Linked DNA regions of Homo sapiens: region 1 is linked to region 2. The links are chromatin loops, found by intact Hi-C in ENCODE. Cell type or tissue: heart left ventricle. All regions are shown on one strand. Each heading gives the region's core, and the rest is flanking DNA. Links, peaks and the distances in the headings are about the cores only.

Region 1 (9,009 bases), core at 1,676-5,675, 160 kb after region 2:
TTTTGCATTGAAGTGGAAATTTTAGGAAATGTTCTACATCAGTAGGCATCTCCTGTTAGAGGTTTGTGATTCTAAGTAATTAGTACCAAGATGTTTCCTAGTTATCCTTTTCAACTCAGAGTTGGCTGTGACTAAGGGATAAAGAATGGGAGGGAGGTGTTTGTTTATGTTTAGTTTTCACAAACATGTCATGATGTATTGTGAGACCACAGCGACTTATTAATGCAACTTTCATCCAGTGACTTGAAAACCTTCAAAAATATTCATTAACAGATACGCTGATGAGGTTTGCAGGCTTTCAACCTCATATTCTTACCATATTAGTCTAAAGAGATTCTTGGGATGAATCATATGGCATTACATTACCCACGGCTTTATCTTCAGAGAGAAACAACAACAAACACCAGTGCATTTCAAAATTCCCTAAGGTGTCATTGGCCAAGCAGACCAGGAGCTTTGTCTCTATGCCCCAGGAAAAGAAAGGGGCAGAGACAGGAAGAAACTAGCTGAAGTCATCGGGCTCATGCCTGTAATCCCAGCACTTTGAGAGGCCGAGGCAAGCAGATCACTTGAGGTCAGGAGTTTGAGACCAGCCTGGTCAACATGGTGAAAGCCCATCTCTACTAAAAATACAAAAATTAGCCAGGCGTCGTGGTGCACTCCTGTAGTCCCAGCTACTCAGGAGGCTGAGTCAGGAGAATCGCTCGAACCTGGGAGGCAGAGGTTACAGTGAGCCGAGATTGCACCACTACACTTCAGCCTGGGTGACAGAGCAAGACTCTGTCTCCAAAAAGAAAGAAGGAAAGAAAGAAAGAAAGAAAGAAAGAAAGAAAGAAAGAGAGAGAGAGAGAGAGAGAGAGAGAGAGAGAGAGAAAGAAAGAAAGAAAGAAAGAAAGAAAGAAAGAAAGAAAGAAAGAAAGAAAGAAAGAAAGAAAGAAAGAAAGAAAGAAACGAACACCCTATGAAGTTGTTAACATTGACCAGATCTCTAAATGTTGAATTGCTCCAGATTCAGGCCTTGGAATTCTTATCTCCTTCACTTTCTAGGGAAACTTATCCACTCCTGTGGTGATAAATACCAACTCCCAAATGTATATCTTCAAACCCAGACTTCTCTGAGCTCCAGTCTTGTATATCCAACTGTCTTCTCCATATCACACTTGATTGTCTCAAATTTAACACATCCCCCACAAATCCCCTTTCTTCTCTCTCCCAGATTTCTTCAGCCAATTGTATTGCATGTTTCCAATTATTCAGGTCACAAACAGTGGAATCACCTTGACATCTCCCTTTCTCTTATCCCCTGCATGTAATCATCAACAAATTCTGACAGCTCTTTCTGTCAAATATTTCTAGAATCCAACCACTTCTCACCCTTCTACTGGCAACCAACCTGGATTACACCATCTTCATCTAGATTTTTAGCACAATTGACCTCCATGTTTGCCCCATCCAGTCTATTTTCCACACAGCAGCCAGTGTAACTGTTTACATTTCAAGTCATAGCATGTTTCCTCTCTGTTCAAAATTCCAGTGGCTTCCCCAAAGCCCTTCCATGCACAAGGCCCTGCCTATCTGGTCATCTGCCTCCTCTCTGACTTCATTTCACCTTTCTACTCTCTTGGCTCTTCCTTCGCTCTCTATAGTTACTCTTCCATCTCTCTGGAGCACACTCCCTTTGAAACCCTCATGTTTCCCGCTCTCACTTCCTTCATGTCTCTGCTCAAATGACACTTTATCAGAGAAACTTCCCTCACCACACTGTGTGAAATAGTGCCCCCTCCTCAGGCTTTCTCTATATTCTTTATCTTGCTGTTTACAGCCCCTATCCTGCTTTTCTCATCAAAAATATTTTTTCTTCATAAATAAATGTGTTTATGTGTATATATATGTATGTACATACATCTGCAATATATACATATTTGTATTACACATTTATTAATGCAGGGATTGACAAACTATGGCCCAGGACCAAATCTAGCCCTGGCCTGATTTTGTACAGACACAAGCTAAAAATGGTTTTTATATTATTAAAAGGCTGTAAAAGAAAAAGGGGAAAAAAGATGAATAAGAAACAGAAAGCATATGTGGACTGCAAAACCTAAAATATTTGGCATCCGGCCCCTTATAGAAAAAGGTTGCCAGCCCCTGTATTGTCTCCCACTAGAACATAAACTCCTTGAGCTCAGGGACTTTGTTTTGGTCACTGTAAGATCCCCAGCACATAGAAGAGTGCCTGGTTCAAAGTAGATGCTAAGTAAATATTTTTAAAAGAATGAATGAATAAAGACAATGAGTTTTATTGTTTGTTTGTTTGTTTGTTAGCCCAGATCTCACTCTGTTGCCCAGGCTGGAGTGCAATGGTATGATCATGGCTCACTGCAAGCTCGACCACTCGGGCTCAAACAATCCTCCCACCTCAGCCTCCCATGTAGCTGAGACCACAGGTGTATGCTCAGCTAATTTTTTTTAATATTTGTAGAGACTGAGGTCTCACTATGTTGTCCAGGCTCATCTCTAACTCCTAGGCTCAAGCAATCTTCCTGCCTCAGCTTCCCAAAGTGCTGGATTATAGGCATGAGCCACTTCTCTCAGCCCAACACTGAGTCTTAGTGAGGTCAGGTGACTTGTCTAAGGTCACACAGGAAGCTGGCAGATGAACCAGGTTTCAAACCCAGGTCCACCTGATTCCACAGCTAGGCCCTGATGTGCAAGAGCTGCTTGAAGCAATGATTTGAACCTTCTTGTTTTCTACCAAAAGGCTTTCCTTTGTAGACTGTCTCTAACAGGCAAATTAGGTAAGCACCCTGTGGGACAGGGGATGAAAAAAGAAAGACATACAGTATGTTGCAGAAAACTTTTAAAAATTATATCATAACATATTTACATCTGATATCAACCATATTCAATGTACTTTCATATACATCATCTCTTAGTGTCACCACATATCTGTCTGTATATGGTAATGAGCGTAATCTGTAATTATGCTCATTACACACATTACAAAACAGAGTTTCAGAGAGGTTAGGGGAACTGGCTTTCACAAGAAATGAGTAGCAGAGACAGAATTGAATCCAGATTTATCACTTTTAGTGCAGAGCTTTCCCCTTTACCAAATTGGACCAACATATATCCCCACAGCTCTGCTGAAGGGTAAAAGTGCTGCCATGGATGTGGAGGAATTTTAATAAAATGGCAGTCACAGTTCAGTCACTTCTAAGAAACCAGGGGCTACTCCATTTCACTTAGAGGTCTGTGGCATACAAGAAAACCTCCTCAGTTATAAACGGCAATCTACCAATGGCCAGAGGCAGCAGCAAAGTAAGAACTTTGAAACTGAAGCAATGAGCAAGAGAGCTGTCAAGCTGACCACATCTTGGGCTTTTACTGGTGTGACAATAGTGCAGCATTTTTGAGCTGCCAGGCCCATGACCATCTTCAAGAAGGAAGCCAAGAAAACTGACAGTTCTCTTAGCTGACACGAATATCCACAGCTGTCACCTCCTGGACCAGCTGCTGAATCTAATCAGCCATCCTCTGAGGCAGCTGACTTTAGAGCCTTAGTGTATTTGGCTGAGAAACCATGTGTGTTACGTGGCTGCCAAGGGCCAGCCTTCTGCGTGATTGCCAGTGTCTCTATGTTTTTATAGAGGAGAGGTCACGATGCTGCCCCCTGGAGTTCATTTGAATCTGACACGCAGCTGTACACTGGCCAAGATACCAGCTCAGAATGCTTGCAACAGTCTAGTTTCAAATGTCTGTCTCTTTGTTGCTGTAAGTTCCTTATGCTGTGTCAGGCCATGTGTGCCCTACCCCCCGCCCAGAAAATGTAGCCTCTATAAACAGCAGCAGTTGAAGCTACTGTACTATATTTGGTCCATTTCTGCATCTCTTCACCCTCCTCACTATAATATGGCCCAACTCTTAGGAAACTGAAATTAAATCAAAGTGTCATTTTCAATGGTAGAATATGCAAGAATTTTAAGTACTAAATGACTATGATTATTAAATCAGTTTAATAATTATAATGTTTTCTTCAAATAATTTATATGATGACTTGGATATGAAAACCTGATGAACTACATAATAACTACAAATGTACCATTCCTTTCGGTACAACTTTAAACTTATGTCTCTGTATTTTAAAAATCTCTTTTATTTGGAAATAACATTAGTAATTGCAATGAAGAACATGGAGCAAAGGTCAAATGCTTTACCTAATATATTCCTTTGTCAAAAAAAGAAAACTTGAAAATCGTTCAAAGTCGGGCATTAGGTATCTTCCATATATTAAGTATCATGCTTAGTGTGATGCTAAGTGTGACATTATATTCTTAGAAAGTGTCTGGCTACTTACATGCATATTCCAAGGAAACTTTATATATGGGGAAGACATATTTGAGAACTCCGCATTTGTACTGTGTTAAGCAATAAAAAGTATACCTTTTTGTTGTCAGGCTTGAGAAAGAGATCCAAGATCTTGAAAAAGCTGAACTGCAAATCTCAACGAAGGAAGAGGCCATTTTAAAGAAACTAAAGTCAATTGAGCGGACAACAGAAGACATTATAAGAGTGAGCATTAACCAATTTTAAAACTGTAATTCTCTCTCAAAATGAATCCACAAATACTATATAATTTTTCAAAGCATATCCACATTTAGATTCTATTTTTTAAACTGTATTAATCATGGAGAATTCTTTTTTCTTACAGTCTGTGAAAGTGGAAAGAGAAGAAAGAGCAGAAGGTATGTTTTTGAATAACTTATTTTATGTTAAACTAAGTTTTTTTGGTAATTTGAAATTGTTCCCATTGTAAATATATTCTAAATGTATTTTGAATTCATATTAATTTTACAGAGTCAATTGAGGACATCTATGCTAATATCCCTGACCTTCCAAAGTCCTACATACCTTCTAGGTTAAGGAAGGAGATAAATGAAGAAAAAGAAGATGATGAACAAAATAGGAAAGGTATATGAGAAATCTGTGTTGAAGGGCATGTTCTTAATTTCAGATTTTACAGTGTCAAATATTCACAACTTGCTATGACATATTATTCTTCCAGGTTAAGCAATGGTTCACTTTACAAAGTTCTGTGAGTTATGTGAGTCACCGCATAGGTGAGGATAATGAGGGTATAATAATAGCATTTATTCCATGCATTTTATTCCCTAACAAACCAGACAGGGATAAGGAAGATAGAGACCCAAAGGAGACAAGAAGCTCTTAAAAGCATAGATTCCCTGGTCAAAAATATTTCTCCTGACATATTCCATCCAATAGAACCTCTTTGGGGGTTACAAAGATCTTTTTTGAAAATGAAAATATTCCTTTGGGAAGCTTAGGCCTTATTTACCTCCATGGGAAATTGAGTTACATAAAACTGATGCTTCAAAGCTTCTAGAAAAATGAAGGTTTGCATTAGAGCAGAGAGGAAAACTTTGAATTTTACAGTGGAAGGAAAAGCTACTCTTTATTTGCAGATGGTAGTCATTTATTCATTCAACAAATATTTAGAGAATAGATACTGTGTGCCAGGTTCAGTTAGGCACATAGTAGGTATTCACTAAATATATCATGGTAGGGAGTGCAATACAGAGAATAAAGCAGAGAAGCTGGACAGGGAGAGTGCAGATGAGGGGTGTTGCAGTTTTTCTTGGGTAGTCAAGGAAGGCCAAGAACCACCAGGCTATAGAGGAGGTAAGAAATACAAAATGGGTTCAGAAAGAAAGGTGGGAGGACACAACAAAAGCAAGCTGTAATTTTGCACAGAATTCTATTCGCTTTACCTTTCCTATTGAAATTCCAGCCATAGGGATCTTACTTAGGTCATGAAGCAAATCTCAGCTTCCCCAGTTCTCTCCAGTCCATTTGTCTCAGTGCAGCTGATATTGCTGTACTTTTTAGCCCTTCCTCTACTTGAAAATGGGAGTGAAAATGAAAAGAAACATAAGGCAGAAAGAGAAGTGTGTGATTGTAGCCTTCTCCCTCCCGTTTCCATCCCAGTTCTACATTTAAACAGCCTCTCCACTGTGAAAACTTTAGAACACACCTCTATAATTTCACCAGGCTGCTGGCCTGTACAACAAGGATGTAACTTTATAAAATATACTGTACTAGGCACTTTGCCCACTGTGATGCACAGTCCAACATATTCTTCTTGACTAAAGAAGAGATTGATTCTGCCCATTGAGAAATGCAAAAGAAAGTATATCCATCTTGCTGAATTTATTAATAGGAAAGAGGATATCTTTTTCGGTTCCCCATTGAAATTCTTTCCTATTTGGAACCATCAGCTTATCTTCTCTAATCAACTTCTCTTCTTCAACCCTTTCCATTTTTCAGTACAATTCCCTACACCATTACATAAAAACCCGTGTTATTCCAGTTGGTCATGATATCATTAATGAGTAAAATCAGAAATTTAAAAAATAGACAACATCTCACATACAAGAACATGAAGGGTCTACTTAATATAAAAATAAACACAGTGAAAGCAGGTTAGTTTACAAAAGAAAAGTTAACTAAATCAAAGATCAAATTTGTTTCTTAACAGCTTTATATGCCATGGAAATTAAAGTTGAAAAAGACTTGAAGACTGGAGAAAGTACAGTTCTGTCTTCAATACCTCTGCCATCAGATGACTTTAAAGGTACAGGAATAAAAGTTTATGATGATGGGCAAAAGTCAGTGTATGCAGTAAGTTCTAATCACAGTGCAGCATACAATGGCACCGATGGCCTGGCACCAGTTGAAGTAGAGGAACTTCTAAGACAAGCCTCAGAGAGAAACTCTAAATCCCCAACAGAGTATCATGAGCCTGTATATGCCAATCCCTTTTACAGGCCTACAACCCCACAGAGAGAAACGGTGACCCCTGGACCAAACTTTCAAGAAAGGATAAAGATTAAAACTAATGGACTGGGTATTGGTGTAAATGAATCCATACACAATATGGGCAATGGTCTTTCAGAGGAAAGGGGAAACAACTTCAATCACATCAGTCCCATTCCGCCAGTGCCTCATCCCCGATCAGTGATTCAACAAGCAGAAGAGAAGCTTCACACCCCGCAAAAAAGGCTAATGACTCCTTGGGAAGAATCGAATGTCATGCAGGACAAAGATGCACCCTCTCCAAAGCCAAGGCTGAGCCCCAGAGAGACAATATTTGGGAAATCTGAACACCAGAATTCTTCACCCACTTGTCAGGAGGACGAGGAAGATGTCAGATATAATATCGTTCATTCCCTGCCTCCAGACATAAATGATACAGAACCGGTGACAATGATTTTCATGGGGTATCAGCAGGCAGAAGACAGTGAAGAAGATAAGAAGTTTCTGACAGGATATGATGGGATCATCCATGCTGAGCTGGTTGTGATTGATGATGAGGAGGAGGAGGATGAAGGAGAAGCAGAGAAACCGTCCTACCACCCCATAGCTCCCCATAGTCAGGTGTACCAGCCAGCCAAACCAACACCACTTCCTAGAAAAAGATCAGAAGCTAGTCCTCATGAAAACACAAATCATAAATCCCCCCACAAAAATTCCATATCTCTGAAAGAGCAAGAAGAAAGCTTAGGCAGCCCTGTCCACCATTCCCCATTTGATGCTCAGACAACTGGAGATGGGACTGAGGATCCATCCTTAACAGGTAATAAAAATGACAAGGCATGCCACTGCTGTTCAGTCATGTGACCAGCTTCTCTTGTGCTAATGCAGTCTTGCTTTCAGGCTTCTCTGACCACCTCATAAACTAATACGCACTGAGATTTTTTTATTAATGCTGATAGAGATTATTATCACCACAGTAAAGTGATTAAGTCACTTCAAAAGATAAAGAAAGTAAAAATAAATCATTGCCTTATTTGATATTGTATTGAGGAACTTTAATAACTTGAATTTCATCTTCTATCATGGTATGGTGCTGCTTGTGAGTGTATTTGGGTCACTAATATGTTGGATCATCAATAACATATCTTTTTCCACTAGAATCTGATGACTACTTTATTTGTGCCTCACTGTGATTTAAACTTCTTATATAAGTTAACAAATTGCCTTAATTCTGCAAGAAAGTACAAGAAACAAATTTTATTTTCAGAGTATTTTATTACCTTGCTGTATCTTGTTTCTCTATATGTCTATAGTTTCATTAATTTTATTTTCCTAATTTTTCTACATTTTAAAATAGAATGTTAGTTTATTTTATGTTTTCTATAACCTTTAACTTTGCATAGTGTTCCCCAACTTAGCATATTTATCTTTTCTATTTTCTATATATTTGCATTTCTCATTCTTTGCAAAATTTTTATAGCTTTATAGCTAACCAGCTATTTTAGCATTGAGTGGAAAATAACTTTAACACTTTTTTTCTACAAAAGTGATAGCTTCTCAATTTTAGATTTCTTGTTATCACTTAAATACTATATTCTAGTTATCATTTATAAAGAATAAATAAGAACCTAACAAAATCAGTTATAATAGCTGTACTTACCTTGGCTAAAGATGTAAATCAAATTACCCTGACATACAATTTCTGTATGTTTGCTAGGGATAGTAATTTTAAATGTCTCTAATGGAAGGATTCTCATTAAAAAGCAATAAATATTAAGTACTGGCTAACTTCACAAGTCAAACTTGATAATTCTATGGCAGTGTGGTAGTACCTGCACAATTACCTACACAATTCAATAATGTTTCTTCCTCTACAACCCATAAGCCCAATATTAGGTAGCTAATAATACAGTAAAATGAACCTTCTCCCATTATTTTAAGTAGTTAAAGTAGGTATCCCAATGATAAATTTAATTACCTGAAGAATTTCTAAGCTTTTGGAAAGTATACACGTATACAACTTCCTCAATCAGAGTTGAGTGATATGTCTCACAATGGAAAGTTGCAGATACTAAGTTTCTTTCCATCTTAAGAGAGAGCTTTGGTCACTGATCAAACTTTGCCATCTTAAACTCATTTTAAAAACAAAAAACACAGAAGACTTAGAAGAGAGGA
Region 2 (9,009 bases), core at 2,189-6,188:
GTTGGATTGGATAACAGAAGCAAGGCCCATTTACATAGAAGATATAGATAGGTTAAAGTAAAAGGATGTTAAAGATATACCTTGAAACACTAATCAAAGGAAAGTTGAGCTGGCTATAATAATATTACACAAATTAGACTTCAGAAGAAGACACTCTATCAGAAATAGAGTTTTACATAATGTTATTATAGCCACCTCAACTTTCCTTTCCCTCACTTAAAAGGCTCATGCTTTTTTTTTAACTTTTATTTTAGGTTCAGGGGTACATGTGCAGGTTTGTCATATAGGTAAACTCGTGTTATGGGTTTGTTGTACAAATTATTTTGTCTAGGTACTAAGGCTAATACTCAATAGTGATTTTTCTGCTCCTCTCCTTCCTCCCACCCTCCACCCTGTGGCAGGCCCCACAGTCTGTTGTTCCCCTCTTTGTGACCACATGTTCTCATCATTTAGTTCCCACTTATATGTGAGAACATACAGCACTTGGTTTTCTGTTTCTGGGCTAGTTTGCTAAGGATAATGGCCTCTATCTCCATATTCCTGCAAAGGACATTATCTCATTCTTTTTTATGTCTGCACAGTATTCTATGGTGTATATCTATTACATTTTCTTTATCCAGTCTACCATTGATGGGCATTTAGGTTGATTCCATGTCTTTGTTATTGTGAATAAGCACTAAATAATTAAAAAAGAAGAAAACCTCAAATCAATGATCCACACTTTCAATTTTAGAAACTAGAAAAAGTAGACCAAAATAATCTCAAACCAAACATAAGAAAATAACAAGTAAAAGAGCAGAAATCAATGGAATTGAGGACAACAACAGCAAAAAGACAAAATAGATAAAACCAAAAGTGATCAGCAGGAAACAGCCAGCATAGTTTCCTGGCACCTCCATTGCATGATTTGTAGCAACATACTCCTAGTAAGATACCTCCTCATTCGCATCTTTTCTTGGAACCCTAGCTTCAGATTTCCAGCAAGTTCCACCTGTGCAGCACCCCCCAGTGAGTTCTCCACCATCTAGTTACTCATAACTGTGTCCTCCAACAAGGTTTGTGTCTCACCCCCAGGGGTTGGGGCAAGGGGCAGGCTCTTTTTTGGATGTTCTATCTCAGCCCTGGAAGTAGTAGCTGCTTCTTATATGTGCTATTCTGTATTCTTTAAACTTCTGTTTCCTTTATATTAATTAACCCTTTATTACTCCAAACCCCATTACTCCAAATTATTATACTTAACAATTCTATATATTTAACTTTGTTCAAATTACTTATCACTGTGCAGTTTCTGTCTCCTGATTGGACATAGACTGATACAATTACACATTATTCTTTTTCAGACTCAGTGATTTGAACATCATATGGAAAGCTTTTAACTACCCTCCTTCTAAAGATCTTCAAGCCACCTCACTGCAGTTCCTATGTTCAACCCCACTCTAAAGAAGAAGTGGGGAGTCTATTTTAATTTTCTTGTCATACAGGAAATTGCCAACATAGCATCTGCATATAATACACCTAAAGAGGCTCGTATCTTTTTCTCCTTGAATAGAAGGTGTAATAGAGCACTTGTGCCTTCCATCAATTATTCATTAAATCTCTCCCATGAGATGAGCCAGTTAGGAGAAAAGAATTGTTCAATACAGGAATAAAGTTTCCATTGATAGAAAAGCCCAATAGGAGAGCCAAAATCTTGATTTCTCATTTCACATGCCACCTAAGACTTCATTACAAGACTGCATTTCTTTCCAAATTAAAAAAAAAACAAATAAGTAAAACTCTGTGCATTTCCAAAATCCCATGTAATTTTTCATACTCTTAATATTTTAATATCATATACTTTTCTACTTAGAGGCTTATTCCTTCCATGTCTCTAATTAGTATATGTTAGGAGATGAGAATACCATCTACAATAATTAAAAGAATAGAAAAAAGGATACAATAATTTGCTTTTCATGTGTTTATTCATTTGTAATCAACAGATTTGGAAAAAGAAACGGCAAAATCCCTGAACTATAGACTCCAGGTAAGAAAAAGAATTTGAATCCATTTATTCACATCATTCACCAATACTTGAATACCCCACAGCACTCTCACCTCTGTAAATATCTCACATTATGGGAAACTCAGTATCAACATGATAGTTCATCCTATATATGGACAACTTATTGTTAGAAAGTTCTCCCATTTATGTTGAACTATTATGTTGCTCTATTAGCATTGTTCCTAGTTTTGTTCCTTGGGTTCATGGGGAATGTGCTGTGCCAAGTGTTTCAAATATCTAGACCTCTGCCATGTTCCCCTTGCTACACTCTGCATTTTTGGTAATGAAGAACTTTAGCCCACTCTGTAAACAAGATTCCTGAAACAAAGATAGTAATTCTAATCAATAATGATATGAGACAAAGATTTCCTCACCCACCTCCACGTAATTACAAAAGATTATTAAAGAGGCTAAACACCCAGGTCCAACTTCACAAGAGTCTGAGAGAAGTAAAACTAAACCATCTGTCCAGAATTTCTTCTGACCAGGAGCCAACTCAGCTCAGAAGTACTTCCTTCTTCCCAGAGCACTCCCTTAGAATACCAGAACCTGTGAGATCTCTGCACTTCTGGAGAATGAGCCTCTGATCCCAGGATCTGGCCAATTTTTTCACAAAGGACTTGGCAGTATATGGCTATCTTGTTGAATATGAGATGTGAAGGAAGATATTTTATACTTACTTTCTCCAATGACAGGTAAATGCTGACAGCATTCTGTTTATAGTAGCTGGTTAGGATACAGACAAAAGGTTAAAGCTCAAGTTCGAAGACCCAGCATTTTTCATAGACCCAGTATTTTTTCACCAAGGGAGTGGCCACCACATGCTAAAATATACATTCAGTTTTACACCAGCTAAGAAGAGATGAAAAGATTCCAGGTCTCATGGAAAAAATGACTGAAAAACAGCATCAATGGAATCTGGAATTTAGAGCTCACAGATGGGGCCTTGCATATTAATCTTGGTTCTGGGAAATACAGGCTCCAATCATTTGCCCTCAAACCCACAAGGTAATCATTATTTCTTCCTTTTAAAATGTCTAAATGTTAATTAATATTACATTGTGTACACTATTTAAGGTAGCATACGCATCTCAAAGGAAGTTCAAAATTGAAGATACCCACTAGTTATGTTCACTCTGTGACAGAATGTCTTGAACTCCAAACACAATTGTAAGCACCAAGTGTACAGATGATATCAAAACCTAAAGCTGGGCTAGATTACGGAAATAATATCAACTCTGTGAATGAGCTCCTCCTTTACATTGGAAGGAAGGGGCAATATGTTTCAATAGAAGATAGCAGATGCTAAGGGCCAAAATAGCTACGTACACAAAAAGAGAGATATGTCCTTGGAGGATCCAGCAGATGAGGAAAGCTTCCCAGAGAATGTAGCCCTTAAGCTGTACCCACGAAGGAAAAGTAAGATATAAATAAATGAAAAGGAGATTACAGGGCATTTCAGGTGGTAGGAATGGTGTGATTAAAAAATGGAGAAGCAGGATATGCAAAGCATCTCCATTGAACAATTTGTACCGTTGGACTGGAAAGGATTCAGGAAGCGAAAAGCATAAAAGGCAGATAAGTCAGAAGCAGAGGGTAAAGGGTCTTAAAATGCTTAAAACGATAACGAAAATTTCAGTTTGCTAGGAACAGTAAAGTTCCCATAAAGAAGAGTTTTTTTACCATGACATTGTTTGGAGCTGCTGGTTCATGGTGATTATAAAAAGTAGACTGAGTTTAGTTGACATTGTTAGTATTTTTAAACTCTCTAGGGACAATGCATCTCCTTTTTACCTGCACATAGGGACTGACTACTGCTCCCATGTTCCTCTCGTTATCCTACTGATTTAGAAAAAGTTACAAAAACTTTCCTTTGATATATGATGTTCGTATTTGACATGGTTAAATTTCTCTCTCTCTCTCTCTCTCTCTCTCTCTCTCTGTAAGTACCTACAATATCCTTGCTAGGAAGGGCTAAGTCTTTAACATACATTATCTCCCTTAATCCTAAAACAATCCCGTAACTATTAATGTTCCCACTTCATAAATGAGGAAACAGAGCTTAGAGAAAGAAGCTACTTGGCTTGCCCAAGTTCACGCAGCCGACACGTAGGAACACAGAGTCAAATTCAGGTATTTCTGGTACTACATTGCATGTCTATAACCAGTTTCTCTATCTTAGTTCTCATCAATAATTAGTAGTTTTGCTACTATTTACAACATATTTGTATCATGTTTTTAACATTGCTCATGGAGTTTTTCTCACACATTCTATGCTGCCACCATCTGGTCTCTTATAAAACTTTCAAGCTTTTCTTCTGGAGTCATTCTCAGTCTTATCAGAGTTTTGCATTCCCTTGAAAGAGGGCTGAAATTGGTGTGGACTGGATTTATATAGCTTGAAAATTCTTCATCTTATCAATATACTCCCCTTTACTCATCTGCAATGTGTAAGGGTCATAAAAGATTAAAATGGAAATTAATTGGCTAATGAAATTGTACTGGCAAAACAGAAATTCATAGCAAATGAGCCACTATGCAAAAATGCTGCTGAGGGGATATGTCAATTCCAGATTCAGAGTACAAAGAGAGTTTGATGCACTTTTCCCTTGGTTAACTGTGAAAGCCTCGCATTAATGAGTAAGGAAAGGTAGGCAAAGAGGAGCAAATCAATTAGGTCGTATAGAAGAGACTGAAAGGGCAGGGAAGGAACCAGGAGAGATTTAGTGCTTAAGTCATCAGTTTCTAAAAGGCTGATGGCCATAATCCTATGAAAAATAAAACATGTTCACATTTGTAAGAACAATGAAACCGTTGCCAAGTCCTTACTAACATCTGGTTTCTTCTGCCCAGTTTCTATCTACCACCAACCACTGATTGTATTAAATGAGATTCTCCCTCATGTGAGAGGCAGGGGAGAGAAAAAAAAGGATGCATGATAGGAAGACAACATGTTGATGTATGTATTTGTCTATCTTGCATTGCTGTTAAGGAATACCTGAGACTGGGTAACTTAGAAAAGAAATTTATTTGGCTCATGTTTCTGCAGGCTGTACATGCATGGCACCAGCATCTGCTCAGCTTCTGGTGAGGCCTCAGGAAGCTTTAAATCAGGTGGAAGGCAAAAGGGAAGCAGATGTGTCACAGGTGAGAGAGCAAGAGAGAGAGGAGGTGCTGGGCTCCTTTATTTTATTTTTATTTTTTATTTTTTCACTGAAAGTAATCAAGAAACTGGCTCCTTCCAACAACCAGCTCCCACATGAACTAACAGAGCAAGAACTCATTTGTTACCATGGGGAGGGCACCAAGCCATTCATAAGGGATCTGTCCCCATGATCCAAACACCTCCCACCAGACCCTACATCCGACATTAGGGATCACATTTCAACATGAAATTTGGTGGGGACAGATATCCAAACTACATCAACATGGAAGGAAGGAGAAAACAGGGAGACTGTAGTTCTGTGTTCTGATGTGCCTCACCATCCTCCACCTGTTTGTGAATAGTTAAATCAGTTGATCTTAAAGTGCCTTTGCAGTTCCCACACCTTGGTGCCCTTGTTAAGAGTATAACCTTAATACCATATTGAGATTATGGGAATATTGAGGATGAAAAATAAGACAACAGGTGTTTAGTGCCTACTACTTTCCAGGCACCATGTAAGGTACTTCAAACCCACTGTATCATTTAATTGGTCTTCACAGTAGCCCTATGAAATAAAGATCATTATGCCTGACCTGGCTCTTACTGTGTGTCAAGCCCTATTCTAAATACTTTAATCAATTAATATTCACCACAACCCTATGAGAGTAGGAACTGTCACTGACCCCATTTTCTAGATGAGAGATCTGTGGCCCCGAGAGGTTAAATAACTTACCCAATAGTACACAGTAAATGTGGAGCTGTTCAGCTCCATTTGGTTGCAGAGTCCATGCTCTTAAGCAGTACTATACTCTAACTTCTCTTCAATACACACATACACCCTCACATACAGGTATGCACACGTGTCCATGCAACCTGACTTCTTACACACAAGTACATGGAGCCATAGGGAAAGTAGATTCAGAGTTCGGATGAACCAGGATGCATCACATTCTCAGTATCCATTGCAACACTCTCTCTCTATCTACCTGACAAGGAGTCAGAGGAAATAAACCAGGTGACAGAGAAGCTGACTACGATAACATTTACAACTGCCAGGGCTTGGAATTCATACAACCTCTTAGAGGACAGAGATTGGCCTTAGAATTTCCATAGCTATAGCTGTAACTGTATTATAATAGCTTGCTCAGGTTACCATAACAAAGTACCACAGACTGGTTGGCTTAAATAAGAAATTGTTTTCTCACAGCCCTGGAAGACAGAAGTCTGAGATCAAGGTATTGGCAAAGTTGTTGTCTTTTGAGGCCCTCTCTCTGTCTTGAAGATGGCTGTCTTCTCCCGTTGTTTCCACATGGTTTTTCCTCTGTTTATGTCTGTTTCCTAATCTCCTCTTCTTATGAAGACAACAGTCATATTGGATTAGGACCCACCCTAATGACCTCATTTTAACTTAATTATCTCCTTAAAGACCCTGTCTCCAAACACAGTCACATTCTGTTCTGAAGTACTGGGTGTTAAGAAATCAACATGTGAATTTAGAGGTATACAGTTCAACTCTTAACAACTACTCAATAAAAAATGACACTCTAACAGTTCATAAATTAATTATGTTCAGAGGTGGATGCATAATTCTTAGTGACATCAATGTAAATTGTCTAGGTCAATTAAATATTGAAATCAATAATGTTTAAAACTGTCCTTTTTATCTTTTATCTCTGTAACAAAATGAGAGATAAACACCTTTAATACAGAGGCAAAATAAGATTCAGAAATTTTTAAAAGTTAATTTTGAGAAATGGCTCCCTTTTAAGAAATGCCTCACCAAAATAAATACACAAACTACAATATCTGATATTTCCAGAAATAAAGTTCAGCTTCCTTTATGAAAATTCTTATCATAAGTCTGGGGTTTAAGCTTTCCAATAAAAAATAGACTTGGACTCTGTGACTTACAATTTTAATGTATCTGTAAGCTGGGACTATAGAGGGTTTGTTTCAATACAAACTGATTCTGAATACTTGATTTCTTCAGTAATCATGTATTTGATTGCCCATAGAAGAACAAGATTTCTCAAACAAGTTACATTATTATTATGTCTAGACTACCAACAACACCCTGAGGAGATCCGTGTTTTCACATATGCAAAGCTTTGGAATAAATTCCTATTGTCAAAATAAATAAAAATAACTCAGTAATTGGTTTTTAATTAAGTATCCATGTATATCATTATTAATTTTATACATTCAGTACAAATGAAGCTGTCTCAATATAAAAGAAATTACTAGTGGGTAGTAATTATAAGCCTACTATACTTATATTTTAAGTTCATGACTAATACTCAAAATACTAATAAACAGATCCTCAAAAAGTAAAATTTGCCCTAAGAAATAACAGAAATACCTTTTCATTCTAGAGCTGTATGCACACCTGGCTTGTGTTTTAGAGTTTGTTTTTATTTCTTCACATAGCACCCCAAAAATAATAGCACCTGAGGAAACTCTGGGGTGATTTGCTCACTTCTAGAGTCTATTTCAACATCACCAAGCAAAGTTGGTTAATACTTAAAGACAAATGATAAGCAACATAGGAATCTTGTTTGTCTATAAAATTATGTCAAATTAGATTTAACTTGGAAAAAAATGATAAGCCAAAAAAAAAAAGTCCATTCAGAAGAATATAAACTCAAAATCACAATCACGCCTACTCTCTGCGTGTCGGGGCCCTGTGTCAGACACTGCATGCTAAGCCAATGTGTCCTCAAACAAGAGGTCTTCAGTCATCTGTCTAAGAATGACCCATGGAGAAAATCAAGAGAATCTAATTAGGCAACATTTAATTCCACTATGATAAATAACTTAAGCTGCATCTCTAAGAGAAGGTAATTATTGGCCCTTAGAGCTAACAGCAGAATCAGTTAAAGGTTTTTAAATTCACAGCTAAACAAACATTGTAAAGATAAATAAAAGGATAAGAAAGATAAATTAATAATTATATTCCTGTTCTTCAATAACGGATTAATGACGTTCTACAGTATTATATGAAGATTTTTAAATTCCTTTTTACAGATAAATTAATAGAAATATAAGTACAAGAATAATTATAATTAAGGGAAAATGAAAAGTTTCATATCCCTTAAAGTCCTAAAAGCTGTACACCACCACCAATGTGTTCACTAAATAATTTAATTACATTACATGCTATTTTAGCCAAGCCTCAGTTACATGGACAAATTATTCAAATCTTTTGCCCTACCTCTTACCTTCTAATAACAATTCTTTGAGAAGGTTACAAATCATCCTTATCAAAATTGAAACATGAAACATTTTTATCAATGTTTATCAAGGTTTATAAATGTTTATCATTGTTTATCAATCATCCTTATCAAAATTGAAACATGATTTTTTTAAGTGGAATCATATCAATTTGTTATTTATTAGCTACTCTAGTAAAATATTTGCTCTTAGTGAGAGATTGAACCTTGTGTCGTGACTAATTGCGGTTTGAGATTGATTATTGGTAGATGCCATTATTCATTATATCACTATGGTTAATAAAGGTAATTCATAGTTTTCTCTATTTTAAAGTACTATTTTTAAACATCTGTAAATGTCATAGAACTTCTTTGACCTCTACTCAAGGTTTCATATTGCATCACCCAAGATAACGATTTATTTAATCTTAAAGTGCTCCAAACGACAATGCATTTAAAATACTAAGTTTTTTTTAGTTCTGCAGAATGACTCAATATAGACAATCTGCCTTGAAAATAATTGTTCAATTTAAAGATTTTTGCAAAAGGAGGCAATCATTTCAAGCCTCTTCAAAGTAAGCACGAGATTCCCAGTCCCCACTTTGAAGGCTGTA

The links. Hi-C counts contacts between places; a loop is a spot of excess contacts. Peaks named below come from ENCODE experiments on the same cell type or tissue, not always from the same donor. Only the 100,000 strongest peaks of a DNase experiment are listed, where the experiment ranks them.
Region 1: it touches region 2 in a loop (4-fold over the local background); 10 of 110 quality-filtered maps call a loop at or near these places.

The regions. Positions count from the first base shown.
Region 1 is chr1:99,682,219-99,691,227 of GRCh38, forward strand. PALMD (palmdelphin) reads left to right here. Exons shown (of 8, transcript NM_017734.5): 4 at 4,458-4,572; 5 at 4,712-4,745; 6 at 4,858-4,971; 7 at 6,557-7,654. Among named protein-coding and RNA genes, the nearest start is that of PALMD, 41 kb to the left of the region's middle. In heart left ventricle, for the core only: a CTCF peak has its summit at 3,673 (motif pointing left); a DNase peak (open chromatin) is centred at 3,623; H3K27ac peaks cover 754 bases.
Region 2 is chr1:99,522,979-99,531,987 of GRCh38, forward strand. No RefSeq gene overlaps it. Among named protein-coding and RNA genes, the nearest start is that of LINC01708, 40 kb to the left of the region's middle. In heart left ventricle, for the core only: a CTCF peak has its summit at 4,329 (motif pointing left); no DNase peak of the experiment used is centred there.